Linked DNA regions of Homo sapiens: region 2 is linked to region 1. Evidence: read pairs that join two places in POLR2A ChIA-PET (ENCODE). Cell type or tissue: B cell. All regions are shown on one strand. Links, peaks and the distances in the headings refer to the core of each region. The heading gives the core; the rest is flanking DNA.

Region 1 (8,144 bases), core at 3,880-7,879:
TGGCTGTGCATGTGGACCAAGGAAGGAGGGCAAGAGTGTGTGAATGAGGGCTGAGCTCCGCAGCCTCAGAAAGGGACACTAAGGATCCCGCCTCCCCTGGACACCCCCAGCTGGGCAGGGAGGTTGACAAGGAGGCTGGCCTGGTACAGGGCCTTGCCCTTCGCACCTTGTCATTTTGGTGCAAATTCAAAAAACTTCTCATGAGAATCTTCTGCATATGTTTAAAAAAAGTTTTCTTTTTAAAAATGGCAGTAAAATACACATAACCTAAAACATAGCACTTTCATCTTTTTTCTTTTTTTTTTTTTTGGGGGGGGATGGAGTCTCACTCTGTCTCCCAGGCTGGAGTGCAATGGAGCCATCTCGGTTCACTGCAACCTCCATCTCCCAGGTTCAAGCGATTCTCCTGCTTCAGCCTCCCAAGTAGCTGGGATTACAGGCGCCCACCACCAAGCCCAGCTAATTTCTTGTATTTTTAGTAGAGAGGGGGTTTTACCATATTGGTCAGGCTGGTCTTGAACTCCTGACCTCAGGTGATCCATCTGCCTTGGCCTCCCAAAGTGCTGGAATTACAGGCGTGAGCCACCGTGCCCAGCCTCCTTCATCGTTTTTAAGTGATCAGTACAGTGCCCTCAGCACATTCATATTGCTGTGCAACCATCACTGCCATCCATCTCCAGAGCGTCTTCACCTTCCCAATCTGAAACTCTGTCCCTGTTAAACCCTCTCCATTCCCTCCCCTGGCCCTGGCAGCCACCATTCTGGTTTCTGTCTCTGTGAATTTGACTCCTCTAGGACCTAACGTAGGTGGAATCACACAGGATTTGTCCCTTTGTGACTAGCTTATTTCACTTAGCATAATGTCCTCAGGGTCCACCCCTGTTGTGGCATGGGTCAGAATTTCCTTCCGGTTTATTTATTTACTTATGAGATGGAGTCTCACTCTGTCACCAGGCTGGAGTGCAGTGGCGCGATCTCAGCTCACTGCTACCTCTGCCTTCCAGGTTCAAGCTATTCTCCTGCCTCAGCCTCCCAAGTAGCTGAGACTACAGGCATGCACCACCATGCCCAGCTAATTTTTGTATTTTTAGTAGAGACAGGGTTTCATCATGTTGACCAGGCTGGTCTCAATCTCTTGACCTCGTGATCCGCCCGCCTCGGCCTCCCAAGATGCTGGGATTACAGGCATGAGCCACTGCGCCCGGCCTCCTTCTGTTTAAGGCTGAACATGATTCTGTTCTATGGAGAGGCCACCTTTTCTTTATCCAGGTTTCTAGGGATGGACACTTGAGGGGCTTCCACCCTTTGGCTGTTGTAGGGAATGCTGCTATGTATGTGGGTGTACAAGTACCTGTTTAAGACCCTGCTTTCAAACCTTTTGGGAGAAACATTCTTGACTAGATGGACTCACATGGGAAACTGGTGTTGGTTTAAATGTGGCTGCCCTAAGAAAAGCTGCCGCATCCTTGGGAGAGGTAGATACCCCCCGCCCACCAGCCCCCGATTCCAGGCTGTCCAGCCTCTTCTCCCAGTCCACAGTCACAGCGTCATGCCAGGGCTATGGGTCATGAAGACTCATACAGTCTTAAACAGTAGAAGTAACTTGTTAAGGTGGCGGTGTGAGCCATATTTGTGAGTGTCTGCTCATGGCATGACTACAAACGGGGAGGTGCTGCGTTGATCTGCCTCCTCTTCTCCCTGCTCAGCTTGCCCTCACTTCCTGCCCTCTCCGAGGCCCCTCTGACCCCCATCCCAATTCAGGAGCATGTAGCACCTCACTGAGTTCTCAGCAGAGATGATGGAGACCCCTCCTCCATCCACTCCCACAGCAGACAGGGCATTTCCCAGGCTGAGACCCCAAGGTAATTACTCTGGGCTTCCAGGCACCGCTAGGTCACAAGGTGGCTTTAATTTTTGTTTTCTTTTCTTTTTTCTTTCTTTCTTTTTTTTTTTTTTGACACGGAGTCTCACTCTGTGGCCCAGGCTGGAGTGCAGTGGTGTGATCTCCTCACTGCAACCTCCGCCTCATGGGTACAAGCAATTCTCCTGTCTCAGCCTCCAGAATAGCTGGGACTACAGATGCAAGCCATCACGCCTGGCTAATTTTTGTATTTTTAGTAGAGATGGGGTTTCACCATATTCATCAGGCTGGTCTCGAACTCCTGACCTCAGGTGGAGGTCTGCCAAAGTGCCTTAGCCTCCCAAAGTGCTGGGATTGCAGGTGTAAGCCACTGCGCCCAGCCTGGTGGCTTTAATTGACTGCCATTGGGCATTACATCTGGGCATGGCCAGGGTGCCCTGGGCCTTGCTCACTGTGGGTGGCCTCAGTGGGTTTGGGACCTCAAGGCACCAAAGTTAAGCCAGTGAGAAGCCATATGGGGACCAGCGGATATAGGCAGTTCACATGGTTTATTGTATCACCTAGAGGCACTTACAGTATTGCCTGGATTCTCTATCACAGGGTAACCCACAAGGGAGATCTTGTCGTCATCATCCCTCATGATTCTGGGCCACCCGGGTGCAGCGGGCGGCTCTTGCCCACAGGGCTGGGACCCATTGCATAAGGCTTCCCCCAAAGGCTTCAGGCCTGGCTGCCACCTGCTGTCGGCGGGGATGCCCCCGCATGCCTCTCTGAGTGGCTAAGCCTCCCTCACAGTGAGGTGCTGGCTTCCAAGTGTGAGAGCCCAGAGCTGTCTTCCCTCCTGACCTGGCCTCCCACATGCTGCCCTCTCTAGTTACAGCGAGTCTCTTAGGGGCTCTGTATTTAGGGGAGGGATGTCAGAGTCCGCTTTTAGATTGAAGTGGCATCAAAGAATATACGGGCAGTTTAAAAACCACCACTAACGCGTTTGTTGCTCCCCCTACATAACATGCCATTGTTATGGAGCCTCCTGTGTGCCGGGGGCCACTGGGCCACTCCAGCGACAGGACAAGGGAGGTCCCTGCCTACTAGGTTCCAGGCAGCACAGTGGACAGGTGCCGTGGTGGGTTTCTTTCAGATGGGGGGGGACTCCCGCACGGCCTCCCGGGAAGGGACATCTGGTGGCAGATAGAGCTGGGTGGTAGGCAGACTGGTGGCCCATCTGTGGGACCAGCCCTGCCTATCTGGGGGACCGCTGCACTGTGGAGGGACACGGGGCGGGGGCCAGAGCACTTCATCCCCCTGCTCACTGGCTGCTGTGATGGAGACACATGAACAGTTCTAGGACACCCTGGATTCTGGGGCATTCTAAATTTCTTCAGGTTTGTGGATTTCCTCGTGCTACAAGGTGGCAGCCCTGAGTGTCTGGGACCTGTTCCCTGGCTGAGTCCACAGTGGGCACGGCTCATCTGGGTCAGCAGCTCCAGCCTTGCTCACCTCAGGCGGCTCAGGGCTTCTTAAAGGGAAAGCTGAGGTGGCTGCATACAGAGAACTGACCTCGGCTTCCTCAATGCCCCTGTGGAAACATAGGCATAGCCCTGGGCGGACCAGAGTGACCCAAGCCCGGGGGCTTCCAGCACCTGTGTCCCAGGGCCAGCCTCTCTGAGCCTCGGCGTCCTCATATGAAGGACAGAAACGTCCCCTGCGAATGTGAGAAAGGGCTCAGCACTGACCCTGGGCATGGGTGTGCATGGGTGTACTTGCCTTATATGTGTGTATGCATTGTCAACCTAAAATAATCAAGAGAATCAGAATATAGTCTAAAGAGAGTTTATTCAAGCACAAGGTTGAGGACTGCAGCCAGGGAGACACTTCCAAGTTGCCTCAAGGAATGTCTGGAGAACAAAAGAGAGGCTCAAGTGTTTAAAGAAAAGAAAGGATGAATCAGGAGAGGGGGTGGTGACCATTGTTCATCAGGAACTCTCATTGGTTCACAGAAATAACACTGGCTAGTGATTGGCCAGCCACTGTTGAACTACAGGGAATGTGGCATTTTAGGGCTACTTGGCATCTGTTAGTCTCAAGCCTGCATAGCAAGTGGTTTCAGGAGGGACCTATTTTGCTCGATGGGGAGTGACACATGACTGTGTTGCATTCCAGTGCCTCTCAATGCCTGATTATATAAAGGGGCTGGCATTCCTCAGACACAGGCCTTTTTATTTTTCAGCATACGTGTGCACACATGTGTATGTATGTGCACATGTGCGTTTGTTTATGCATGTGTGCATGCACCTGTGCCTTGAAGGCCAGGCAGTGGCCACACCAGCCCAGGAGGGTTGCTGCTGGCAAAAGCCTTTGGCCGCAGAGGGGCTCTGCCCGGCTACACTTCCCAAAGTAGCTCATCCCTCTCCTGCCCCTCTATCCAGCTCTCTTTGTTTTCTGTTCTCATTACCTTTTTTATTTTAAAACAACGCATACTCTGTAAAAAGTCCTTGCAACAGAATAGAAGGAAGTGAAGTGACAATTAGGGGCTCCTCAACCCAGGTTGCCCCCACCAAGGGCACCCTAAAAACCTCACTTTTAATTTGATTGCCTTTGTAAAGACCCTGTCTCCAAACATGCCTTCATTTTGAGGTACTGGGGGCTAGGACTTCAGTGTGTGAATTGGGGGGTACCGACAGGATCCATAACACAGGTGTTTGCAATACAGAGTTGCAAACGCAAAGCTGGAGGTGAGTGTCCTTCATTTGTTTTGGTTCATCTGCTCTTGGACAAAAGCCCTTCCAAGATGGGAGTGATTTGAGGGCCTCCGATGAGCACAGTGCATCCCTCTCCTCTGGACAGGATGTCTGGGGACCCGGGCTGCTTGGGCCTCCTAGGCTGCAACCACACACCTCCTCACCTCTCCTCATGATCCATCATGATCCATCCTCCCTTCTGTGGTAAGGAAAATGATGCTTAGGAATGTCTGAAACTCACGAAGTTTGTACAGTTCAAAGGCGATAAGGGTGGGATTTTTCTTTTCTTTTCTTTTCTTTTCTTTTTTTTTTTTTTTTTTTTTTTTTTTGAGACAGAATCTGGCTCTTTCCCCTAGGCTGGAGTGCAGTGGTGATATCTCTGCTCACTGCAACCTCCGCCTCCAGGGTTCAAGCATTTCTCCTGCCTCAGCCTTTCGAGTAGCTGGGATTACAGGAGCCCACCACCACACCTGGCTAGGGTGGGATTTTTCTTGATCAGCCCTGTGAGGTATACTTGGCGTACCATTGATGCATAATGTTTAAAGTGTACAGTTGGATAAACTTTGACATGGGGTGTGCTCATGAAATTATCACCACAATCAAGGTAATGAATATGTGTGCAACATCCCACAAAGCTCTTGTGCTCCTTTGTAAGCACTCCCCACCTCCCCAGCCCCCTCCACCCATCCACCCCCCTCCCCCACACCAACCCCACAGCCCCTCCCATTCCTTCCAGGCACCCAGCTGATCTGCTTCCTAGCACCATAGGCTACTTTGCACTTCCTAGAATTCTGTAGTAATGAGAAAACACAGTAGGTCTTCTGTGGCTCCTTTTGTTCAGCATAATTATTTCTAGATTCATCTGTATTCTATTCCCTTTTTAAAAATGGTCTGAAAGATCTGGCTGGATGTGGTAGCTCATGCCTGTAATCCCAGCACTTTGGGAGGCTGAGGTGGGAGGATCACTTGAGGTCAGGAGTTCGAGACCAGTCTGGCCAACATGGTGAAAACCCATCTCTACTAAAAAAAATACAAAAATTAGCCAGGCGTGGTGGTGGGTGCCTGTAATCCCAGCTACTCAGGAGGCTGAGGTGGGAGAATCACTTGAACCCAGGAGGCGGAGGTTGCAGTGAACCTAGATTGTGGCCACTGAACTCCAGTCTGTGTGACAGAGCGAGACTCCATCTCAAAAAAAAAAAAAAAAAAAGGTCTGAAAGATCATTAGATGTAGGTATAGAATTAGCATCATTATTTTCCTGAAATGTTTGTAGAATTCACCAGTGAAGATCTCTGTGCCTGAAGTTCTCCATGTGGGAAAAGTTTTAACTACAAGGATTTCTTGTGCTTGTTTTACATTGAGCTTCTTAGATGTGTAGATTTATAGTTTCCATCAAATCTAGAAAACTTGTCATTATTTCCTCAAATATTTTTTTTGTCCACCCCTTTTTGAGACTCTGATCACACATGTATTACACTACTTGAAGTTTTCCCACATTTCACTGTTGCTCAGTTTCTCTGTGTGTGTGTGTGTGTTTCATTTTGGGTAGTTTCTGTTCCTGTCTCTTCAAATTCACTAGTTTTTCTTCTGCAATGTCTAATTGGTTGTTAATTCCTTCCAGTGTGTTTTTGGTCTCACACTTCGTAGTTTTCATCTCTGGAAGTTTAATGTGGGCCTTCTTACATTCTCCACGTCTCTACTGGATTTTAGAACATAGGATGACACAGACATGATAGTAGTTTTTAATGTCCCTTTTTGCTAATTCCAACATCTGTGTTAGTTATGGGTCAGTTTATATTGAATTTTTTCTCTTCATTAGTTATAGTCCCTTTTATGCCTGGTAATTTTTTTTTTTTTTTTTTTTTTTTTTGAGACAGAGTTTTGCTCTGTCGCCCAGGCTGGAGTGCAGTTGTGCAATTTCAGCTCACCGCAACATCCGCCTCCTGAGTTCAAGCAGTTCTCCTGCCTCAGCCTCCTAAGCAGCTGGGATTACAGGCACGCACCACCATGCCTGGCTAATTTTTGTATTTTTAGTAGAGATAGGGTTTCTCCATGTTGGCCAGGCTGGTCTCGAACTCCTGCCCTCAAGTGATCCATCTGCCTTGGCCTCCTAAAGTGCTGGGATTACAGGCGTGAGCCACTGTGCCCGGCCTCTGCCTGGTGATTTTTGATTGGATGCCAGACTATGGGAATTTTACCTTGCCATGCACTAGATATTTTTGTAGTTCTATAAATATTTTTTAGCTTTGTTCAAGGATGCAGTTGGGTAAACATATGGACTTCTTCCTGTTAAGTTTTGTTAATATTTGCTAGGTGGGACCAGAGCAGTGATCACTGCAGGGCTAATTATCCATCATTCCTGAAGCAAGACCCTCTGAGTATTCAACGCAATGCCCCGTGACCTGTGGGGCTTTTAGGGCTGGCTGGTGGGCATAGGCGTGTCCCTGCCCTGTGAAAGCTCCCTGTGGTCCTCACAGGTGGTTCTTTCTCTGGCCTCATGTGCTCTCCCCACCGCACACATGCTGAACGGTCCTCGAGGAGCCCCTCTGAGATCTCTGGGTTCTCTCTCTCTCTGCAGCTCTCTCATCTTCAGGGCTCCATGCTGTGGACTCTGGCCACCTTAGTCTTCTGGGCCTCCCAGTTTTGTCTTCTCAACTTAGAGAGTCCACTGGGCCCCACAGGGCTTCCCTTCCCTGATCCATGGCCCAGAAATGGTCTCTGGGCAGTGAGCTGGGGCAATAGGAGGGCTCACCTCATTCATTCCCGTCTCTCAGGGACCACAGTGTTTTACCGCTTGGTGTAGAGCCTTGCAAACTTGTTTCGTAGGTTTTGTCCATTTTTGTTGTTGTTCCAGGTGAGAGTAAATCTGGTTTCTATTACTCCATCCTGACCAGAAGCATAATTCCCCCGAGATGGGGTTGAACCAGGCTCTGTCTTGCCAGACAGCTACCTTTGAACACACCGAGGCTGAGCACAGCTCACATTCCATCTGGTGTATTTTTATTGCTCTGCCATGTTTGACCTCTGGAAACCTGAGTTTATCTCTTGTGCTATGAGAAGAATGCAGCAAAACATGTATTTTCTGTTTAGAAATCTTAATATTGCCCCCCATTGAACTCGTTAGGAATGCGGCAGTAGCCAATCATAAATGCCCACCTGAGCGATTCTGGAGTCATTTAAAGAAACGTCCACTCAAAAGGGGTTTTGCCCCAAGACAGTGAGCACTCAGGAGACTGTGTGTGGTGGGGGTGCTCCACCATAGAGCTGGTCGGCATCCACAGCCACCAGGACGCTGCCAGAGCCCAGGCCTGCGCCACGCCCTGCCCAGAGGCACACCTGCCTGCTCAAGGCAACCAGGGCAGGCTCAAGGCAGCCAGGGCCAGCTCACTGTGTGCCTGTCACTGTGTGAAGCCTGCTTCTTCTTTATTTCGCTTAGCAAGTGAGGCAGGAGCATGTAAAGCTGCTGGCAGAGGAATATCTAATTGTGAGTGTGAGTGCGTGTGTGACTGTGAGTGTGAGCCAGCCCGTCAGTGTGAATGTTTGAGAG
Region 2 (8,144 bases), core at 1,571-5,570, 290 kb before region 1:
AATAAAGATGCGTTCCCACCCCAGGTTTCAGAGAGTAACAGGCAGAGGCTTTGTAGAACACAGGACCGCAGACCTTGGGTGCGGACGGGGGTGTGCAGGAAGAGTGAAGCTCTGAACGGTTGGAAGAGAGGAGGCCAAGAGAGGCCACACGGAGGCACCAGGCAGTTTGCATGGGCACCCCGCTAAAGAAGCAGACACAGGCCAGCCACCTGCTGGGATGGAGGAGGGAGGAGCCCTTGGGAACCTTCCAGAGGACTGACGGGAACAGTGATGGCAGGTCCCAGGCAGACAGAAACTTCTTGAGTCACAGGGTTATGCAAGTGCTGTAGGCAGCAGTGACAAAGAGCTGGATTATGGCGTAGGCAGGCTTGGCCAGCAGGACTCATAGCCCTCTCTGTGCCCGAGAGAGAGACTGTAAAGGAATGTGTCACCATCCATGCATATGAAGCCGATGCCTGCACCCCAAGGCCTCCGGCACCCTGGTGTGGTTTCCAGGCACTGGGTGGGTTGCAGGGGGACCTGCCGGGAAAGGGCTGGGAGACGCCCAAGGGTGGAGACTGGGGCAAGGGCCAGCCCACACCAGGTGCCAAAAACTACGGGATGCTTCCGGGGCAGGGACCATGGGGGCCCATGAGCAAGCAGGGCTGTGGGGAACTAGAACTGACCAGACCTCCCTTGGGGCCCCACTTGGCTCCAGGAAGATGCTCCTGCTAGCAGGACCAAGGAGAAGCAGAGTCCCCCAGGGATGGAAGTTAGAGGAGGTGACAGGCAGGGCTAGGCAGAGGGAAGGAAGGGGGTGCCTGGCTTAGGGCTGCTCCCTGGGGAGGCCTCTCTGCCCAGGGCAGCCTCCGTGAAGATGCCTGGGACCCAGCCCCTTGCTGAGCCTTGCTTCTCTTCCCTCTTGTAAGTTCCCACTCCAGGGGAAGTATGTCTTTCCCCAGCCCAGTGGACAACCCCAGTGAGTTCTGTCCTTGGCCTCTTTCAAGGGGAACCACCTCAAGTTAGCACTGTACAGACCCAGCCAAGCTGCTTACAATCAGCCCCAACACGCAGAAACGACTCTCAGCCCTCAGGAATGTGAACCTGCTTCACCACATTAGCAGCCAGTGAATTGTATTATAAAAATAATTAGAAAACAGCTAAAACTAGTAGGCTACAGAGTCCCTGGATTTGCTGGTCAAAGGCTTGGTTCTACAGCTCTCTGATGAGAAAAAAATGTTCCAAGCATAAACACTTGACAATAACCACTGCTGGAGAGGCCATGAGATAACAAACATCCTTCTTGTACACTGTAGAGTGTAGTCTTACCTAGTGCAATCCTTCCAGGGACAGTTTGGCAATATCTATTAAAATATAAAGTATGCAAACACCCTTTCATAGAAATTTATCCTAGATACGCCTTTGTATCAAGATAAATGCAGCTCCTTCCTCTGCGCCAGGGTTTCTCAATCTCCGCACTACTGACATTTGGACCAAAGAATTACGAGTTGTGGAAGGCATTGTTCTGGGCATTGTAGGATGCTGTGATGGTGAATTTCATGTGTTAACCTGACTGGGTGTGTCTGTGAGGGTGTTTCTGGATGAGATTAATATTTGAATTGGCAGACTGGTTGTTTTAGTCCATTTGGGCTGCTATAATAAAATACTAGACTGAGTGGTTTATAAACTACAGAAATGTGTTTTCATAGTCCTGGAGGCTAGAGAGTCCAAGATCAAGGAGCCGGCGGATTTGGCATGCGGAGAGGGCCCCTACCTCATAGAGAGCACCTTCTCACTGTGTCCCCACATAGTGGAAGGGGCAGGTGGTGGAGGGGGCAAGGTGGCTTTCTGAGGCCTCCTTTATTAGGGCACTGATCCCATTCCTGAGGCTCCTCCCCCATGACCTAATCATCTCCCTAATGCCCCCGTCTCCTAATACCATCACCTTGGGGTTGGCTTCAACATTGAATTTTGGGGGGACACAGACATTCAGACCACAGCACTGAGTGAAGCCGACAGTCCTCTACAAGGCGGACAGGCCTCATCTCTCAGTTCAAAAGCCTGAATGGAACAAAAATGCTGCTCCTCCCCTGAGTAAGAGGAAACTCCTCCTCCCTGAGGCCTTCAAACTGGGACATTGGCTTTTTCCTGTCTTTGGACTCAAAGTGAAACATCTCCTCCTCCTGGGTCTCGAGCCTGCCAGTCTCTGGCCTGGAACACACATCAGTGTCCCTGGGTCTTGCCTGCAGATCTTGGGACTCACCAGCCTCCATAGTTGCATGAGCCAAGTCCTTACAATAGATCTCTTTCTCTATAAATATCTGTAGTACTGGTTCTGTTTCTCTGGACAATCCCAACTAACACAGATGGTGAGCAGAATTCCTGGTATTCACTCACTAGATGCCAATAGCCACCCCCAGCCCCCACTTGCAACAACCAAAAATGTCTCCATACTGTCCTAGATGGCACTTGGGGGAAAATTTCCTGGGTGAGAGCCACCACTGTACACATGTTCCCAGGAGGGAAGATACAACTCCCTTGTCCAGGGCCCACATAGGGAGATCCTGCATCTTACCCTGAGTGAGGAAGATTGGGAGCTCCAATGGGCGTGGGGGCCAGATGGACAGAAGGCAGATGAGAAGTGACACAGAGAAAAGGCCGGGCCAGGCGCGGTGGCTCAAGCCTGTAATCCCAGCACTTTGGGAGGCCGAGGTGGGCGGATCATGAGGTCAGGAGATCGAGACCATCCTGGCTAATACGGTGAAATCCTGTCTCTACTAAAAATACAAAAAATTAGCCGGGCGTGGTGGTGGGCACCTGTAGTCCCAGCTACTCGGGAGGCTGAGGCAGGAGAATGGCGTGAACCCAGGAGGCAGAGCTTGCAGTGAGCCGAGATCACACCACTGCACTCCAGCCTGGGCAACATAGCGAGACTCCATCTCAAAAAAAGAAAAAAGAGAAGGGCAGCCACAGCAAAGCATGACTAGAACACTTCTGACACCCAGAGTTCTGGGGCGAACGCGATACCCACTGCACCTACAGAGAGCTATGCCAAGGCAGCCATAAAAAGGTACCCACTATAGAACTTCCTATGAGCAAAACTGGAAACCACCTCTGTGGCTGTCAGCAGGGACTGACTGGTCACCCTGCAGCGCAAGTGTGTTTCGGGGGGACACTCTGCAGCCATTCATAGAAAAGAGGGAGACCCTCCAGAGCAGTAAGCAAAACCTCCAGGTGCAAGACAACGTGTAGAGTATGGTGCCTTCTGGGCCAGGAGTGGTGGTTCACTCCTGTAATCCCAACACTTTGGGAGGCCGAGGTGGGTGGATGACTTGAGATCAGGAGTTTGAGACCAGCCTGGCCAACACGGTGAAATCCCATCTCTACTAAAAATACAAAATTAGCTGGGAGTGGTGGTGCATGCCTGTAATCCCAGTTACTCGGGAGGCAGAGGCAGGAGAATCACTTGAACCTGGGAGGCAGAGGTTGCAGTGAGCTGAGATCGCACCACTGCACTTCAGCCTGGGTGACAGAGTGAGACTCCGTCTCAAAAAACAGTAAATAAATAAATAAAAGTATGGTGCCTTCTGGCTGCATTTTTAGGAAAGGATGTATAGAAAAAAATATTGCAAAGGTAACCCATGAAACTGTCGACACAGACTTTTTTCAGAGAGGAAATGGACAACGTATTATAACATGTTTAACCATTCTCTTGCATTCCTTTTTCACTTTTTGAGGTTAAGGATGTGATCTTAGCAGTGGCATTATGCACTATTTCTTCCTTATGCTTTTCTGTGCTAAAACCCGACAAACAAAACTTACGGTCCCAGCATTTTTTTAAATTAATTTATTTTTTGAGACAGAATCTTGATCTGTCACCCAGGCTGGAGTGCAGTGCCATGATCTCAGCTCACTGCAACCTCTGCCTCCTGGGTTGAAATGATTCTCTTGCCTCAGCCTCCTGAGTAGCTGGGATTACAGGCGCCCACCACCTCGCCCAGCTAATTTTTTTTGTATTTTTAGTAGAGACGGGGTTTCACCATGTTAGCCAGGCTGGTCTCAAACTCCTGGCCTCAAGTGATCCACTCATCTTGGCCTCCCAAAGTGCTGGGATTACAGGCATAAGCCACCATGCCTGGCCTAGCAAGCTGACTTTGTACAATGATGCAAAGGATAAGGCATGGGAGACACACTTGCAGAACAAACCTGGAGACATGCATGGCCTGATTTCAAAACTCACCACAAAACTTCAGTAATTAAGATAGTATTTTTGGGCCGGGTGCAGTGACTTATGCCTGTAATTCCATCACTTTGAGAGTCTGAGGCAGGAGGGTCACTTGAGCTCAGGAGTTGAAGACCAGCCTGAGCAATATAGTGAGACCCTATTCAAAATAAAAAAGTTAGTCAGGCAGTGGTCCCAGCTACTCAGGAGGCTGAGGTGTGAGGATAACTTGAGCCCAAGAGTTAGAGGTTGCAGTGAGCTATGATCATGCCACTGCACTCCAGTCTGGGTGACAGAGCAAGACCGTGCCTCAAAAAAAAAAAAAAAAATTCTCTTCAACAAAACATACCATTAAGAAGAGGCTGGTCGCAGTGGCTCATGCCTGTGATCCCAGCACTTTGGGAGGCCGAGGCGGGCGGATCACGAGGTCAGGAGATCGAGATCAGCCTGCCCAATATGGTGAAACCCTGTCTCTAATAAAAATACAAAAATTAGCCAGGCGTGGTGGTAGGCGCCTGTAGTCCCAGCATTCATGTGGCTGAGGCAGGAGAAAAGCTTGAACCTGGGAGGCAGAGGTTGCAGTGAGCCAAGATCGCGCCACTGCACTCTAGCCTGGGCAACGGAGCAAGACTCTGTCTCAAAAAAAAGAAAAAGAAATGAAGTCTGGGTGCGGTGGCTCACGCCTCTAATCCCAGCACTTTGGGAGGCTGAGGCAGGTGGATCATGAGGTCAGGAGTTCGAGACAAGCCTGGAGTGAGCTGAGATCGCGCCACTGCACCCCAGCCTGGGCGACAGGGCAAGACTCTGTCTCAAAAAAAAGAAAAAGAAAAGGAAATGAAAAGACAAGCTACAGACTGGGAGAAAATACCCTATGTATCTCTCGCACAACAGGAACTCAAATCCAGAGAAAAACAAACTCTTACAATAATAAGACAAGCAACACACACACAGATTTTCCCACTGAAGGCAAATGGCCTGCCAGTTCACAACTATAAATTACAAATGTCAGCTAACAATTAAAATGTGCTGCACCTTCAGTTAGCAAAGAAATGCAAATCAAAACCACAAGAGAGACTACTACACACCCACCAGAGGAGCCAAAATTAAGAAGACCAATGGGTGGGCCTGGTGGCTCATGCCTGTAATCCCAGCACCGTGGGAGGCCAAAGTGGGCGGATCACCTGAGGTCAGGCGTTTGAGATCAGGCTGGCCAACATGGCGAAACCCCGTCTCTACTAAAAATACAAAAATTATCAGGGCATGGTGGCACATGCCTGTAATTCCAGCTACTTGGGAGGCTGAAGCAGGAGAACTGCTTGAACCCAGGAGGTTGCAGTGACCCAAGATCGTGCCATTGCACTCCAGCCTGGGTGACAGAGCAAGACCCCATTTCAAAAAAAAAAAAGAGGACCAACAATGCCAATGGCTGGAGAAGATACAAAGCCACTAGAGGCCTGCGCGGCCATGGGTAGAGAATCACTGGGAAGTTTCAAAGCTTGACCTACACTACTTAACCCACAACTCTGCAATTCACTTCCACTCCTAGGTATCTACTCAAGGGAAATGAAACCTATGTCCCAACAAATATCTATAACTGAATGTTCACAACATTTTTATTTTTGATAGTCCCCAACTGGAAACTATCTAAATGTCCATCAGTGGATGAGTGAATAAAGTATGCAAAACCCTGTTCTGCAATTGTGAGGCACAGACCACTGGTGTGTACAACACCCACGAATCTCAGAAACATGCTGAGCAAAAGAAACACCAAAAGTCATCCCCAACAGAAGGCAGATCCGTGGTTGCCTGGGACCAAGGGTAGGGACTGACCTCAAAGGGCACCGGTGGGCTTTGTGGAGTTGTGGACATGTTCTATATCTTTATTGAGGTGCTGGTTACACTTATTAAAAGAGAGCAAGCTGAACTTACATGGGTGCATTTTCTTGTATGTATATCTCAATAAAGTTAATTAAAAAAAAATCCGGATTCAGCTGGGTGTGGTGGCTCATGCCTGAATAATCCTAGCACTTTGCGAGGCCAAGGCAGGAGGATCACCTGAGGCCAGGAGTTTGAGACTGGCTTAGGCAATATAGCAAGACCCCACCTCTAAAAAAAAATTTTTTTGTTTTTGAGACAGTGTCTCACTCTCTTGCCCAGGCTGGAGTGCAGTGCCGTGATCTTGGCTCACTGCAGCCTCAGCCTCCTGGGCTCAGGTGATCCTCCCACTTCAGCCTCCCTAGAGCTGGGACTACAGGCATGTACCAGCACATCCAGCTAATTTTTGTACTTTTTTGTAGAGATGGGGTTTTATTATGTTGCCCAGGCTGGTCTTGAACTCCTGGCCTCCAGCAATCCACCCTCCTTGGCCTCGAAAAATGCTGGGATAACAGGCGTGAGCCACCGCACCCAGGCACAATTTTTTTTTTTGAGACGGAGTCTCGCTTTTTTGCCCAGGCTGGAGTGCAGTGGCATGATCTCGGCTCACTGAAGCTCTGCCTCCCGAGTTCACGCCATTCTCCTGCCTCAGCCTCCTGAGTAGCTGGGACTACAGGCACCCGCCACCACGCCTGGCTAATTTTTTTTTTTTTGTATTTTTTTTTTAGTCGAGATGAGGTTGCACCCATGTTAGCCAGGATGGTCTCGATCTCCTGACCTCAGGATCCGCCCACCTCGGCCTCCCAAGTGCTGGGATTATAGGCATGAGCCATCGCGCCCAGCCTTAATTTTTTCTTTTTTTTTTTTTAAATTAGCCAGGTGCGGTGGCATAAGCCTATAGTCCCAGCTACTCAGGAGGCTGAGGCAGGAGGATCACTTGGGCCCAGGAGGTGAAGGCTGCAGTAAGCTATGATGGCACCACTGCACTCCAGCCTGGGCAACAGAGCAAGACTGCATCAAGCAAACAAACAAACAAAACAAAACAAGACAAAACCACGTTGGTAAGTACTTAAAAATCTGAAAAGACCAGTGTTAGTTGGGGAAGATGTGGAGCAAAGGGGACTCCCCCTCTGGTGGCAGTGGGAAGCAGTACAGCCACTGTGAGAGGACATATCCTCCATAAAGGGGACCTGCCCACTCCTACTCCTGGAGCACCTGCTGCACGTGGATGCCTAGGGCCCGTGCACAGTGCTTGTAGCAGCCTTGTTCATGACAGCAAAGCCCAGAAATGACCCAGACAACCAATAACAGGGACACACTCAAAGGAATACTATACAGCTGTAAACACAGACAACAGCTTCAGATGCCCACATGAAACAAACTCACCAATATAATGCTGAATTTAAAAATCAAATTGGAATACAGTACAGGAGATTGATATCATTTATACAAAGTTCAGGCCAGGTACAGTGGCTCATGCCTGTAATCCCAGCACTTTGGGAGGCCGAGGTTGGCAGATCCCGAGGTCAGGAGATTGAGACCCTCCTGGCTAACACAATGAAACCCTGTCTCTACTAAAAATACAAAAAAATTAGCTGGGCATGGTGGCGGGCGCCTGTAGTCCCAGCTACTGGGGAGTCTGAGGCAAGAGAATGGTGTGAACCCAGGAGGCGGAGGTTGCAGTGAGCCAAGATCACACCACTGCACCCCAGCCTGGGTGACAGAGCAAGACTCCATCTCAAAAAAAAAAAAAAAAGTTCAAAACCTGTAAACTAAACAAGATTGTCTGGGGACTACACATTGGTAGTAATCAACCCAAATTGAGGGAAGGGGCATGCACAGTGCACACAGGAGAAGGTGGTAGGTGGTAGGGAGGTAGGGCTACTCCTTCTTAAGCTGGATGGCAGGTGTTTGCTTCACTATGTCATAGTCATTATCTGTGTTATTGTGTACTTATGTGTTATTAACAAAGGGAGAAATAAAGGTCTCAGATGACCCCTCCTCCTTTTTTTGAGACAGAGTCTCACTCTGTCACCCAGGCTGGAGTGCGGTGGCGTGATCTCAGCTC

Evidence for each region. ChIA-PET counts read pairs that join two places held together with the same protein. Peaks named below come from ENCODE experiments on the same cell type or tissue, not always from the same donor. Only the 100,000 strongest peaks of a DNase experiment are listed, where the experiment ranks them.
Region 2: POLR2A ChIA-PET joins it to region 1 with 9 read pairs; 2 of 35 experiments call an interaction of 5 or more read pairs at or near these places.

Annotation. Positions count from the first base shown.
Region 1 is chr9:92,966,666-92,974,809 of GRCh38, forward strand. All of the region lies in intron 1 of FGD3 (FYVE, RhoGEF and PH domain containing 3), which reads left to right. Among named protein-coding and RNA genes, the nearest start is that of FGD3, 23 kb to the left of the region's middle. RefSeq lists an enhancer at 3,540-4,231. In B cell, for the core only: no CTCF peak of the experiment used is centred there; no DNase peak of the experiment used is centred there; H3K27ac peaks cover 1,902 bases.
Region 2 is chr9:92,679,922-92,688,065 of GRCh38, forward strand. No RefSeq gene overlaps it. Among named protein-coding and RNA genes, the nearest start is that of IPPK, 14 kb to the left of the region's middle. RefSeq lists an enhancer at 5,936-6,105. In B cell, for the core only: no CTCF peak of the experiment used is centred there; no DNase peak of the experiment used is centred there.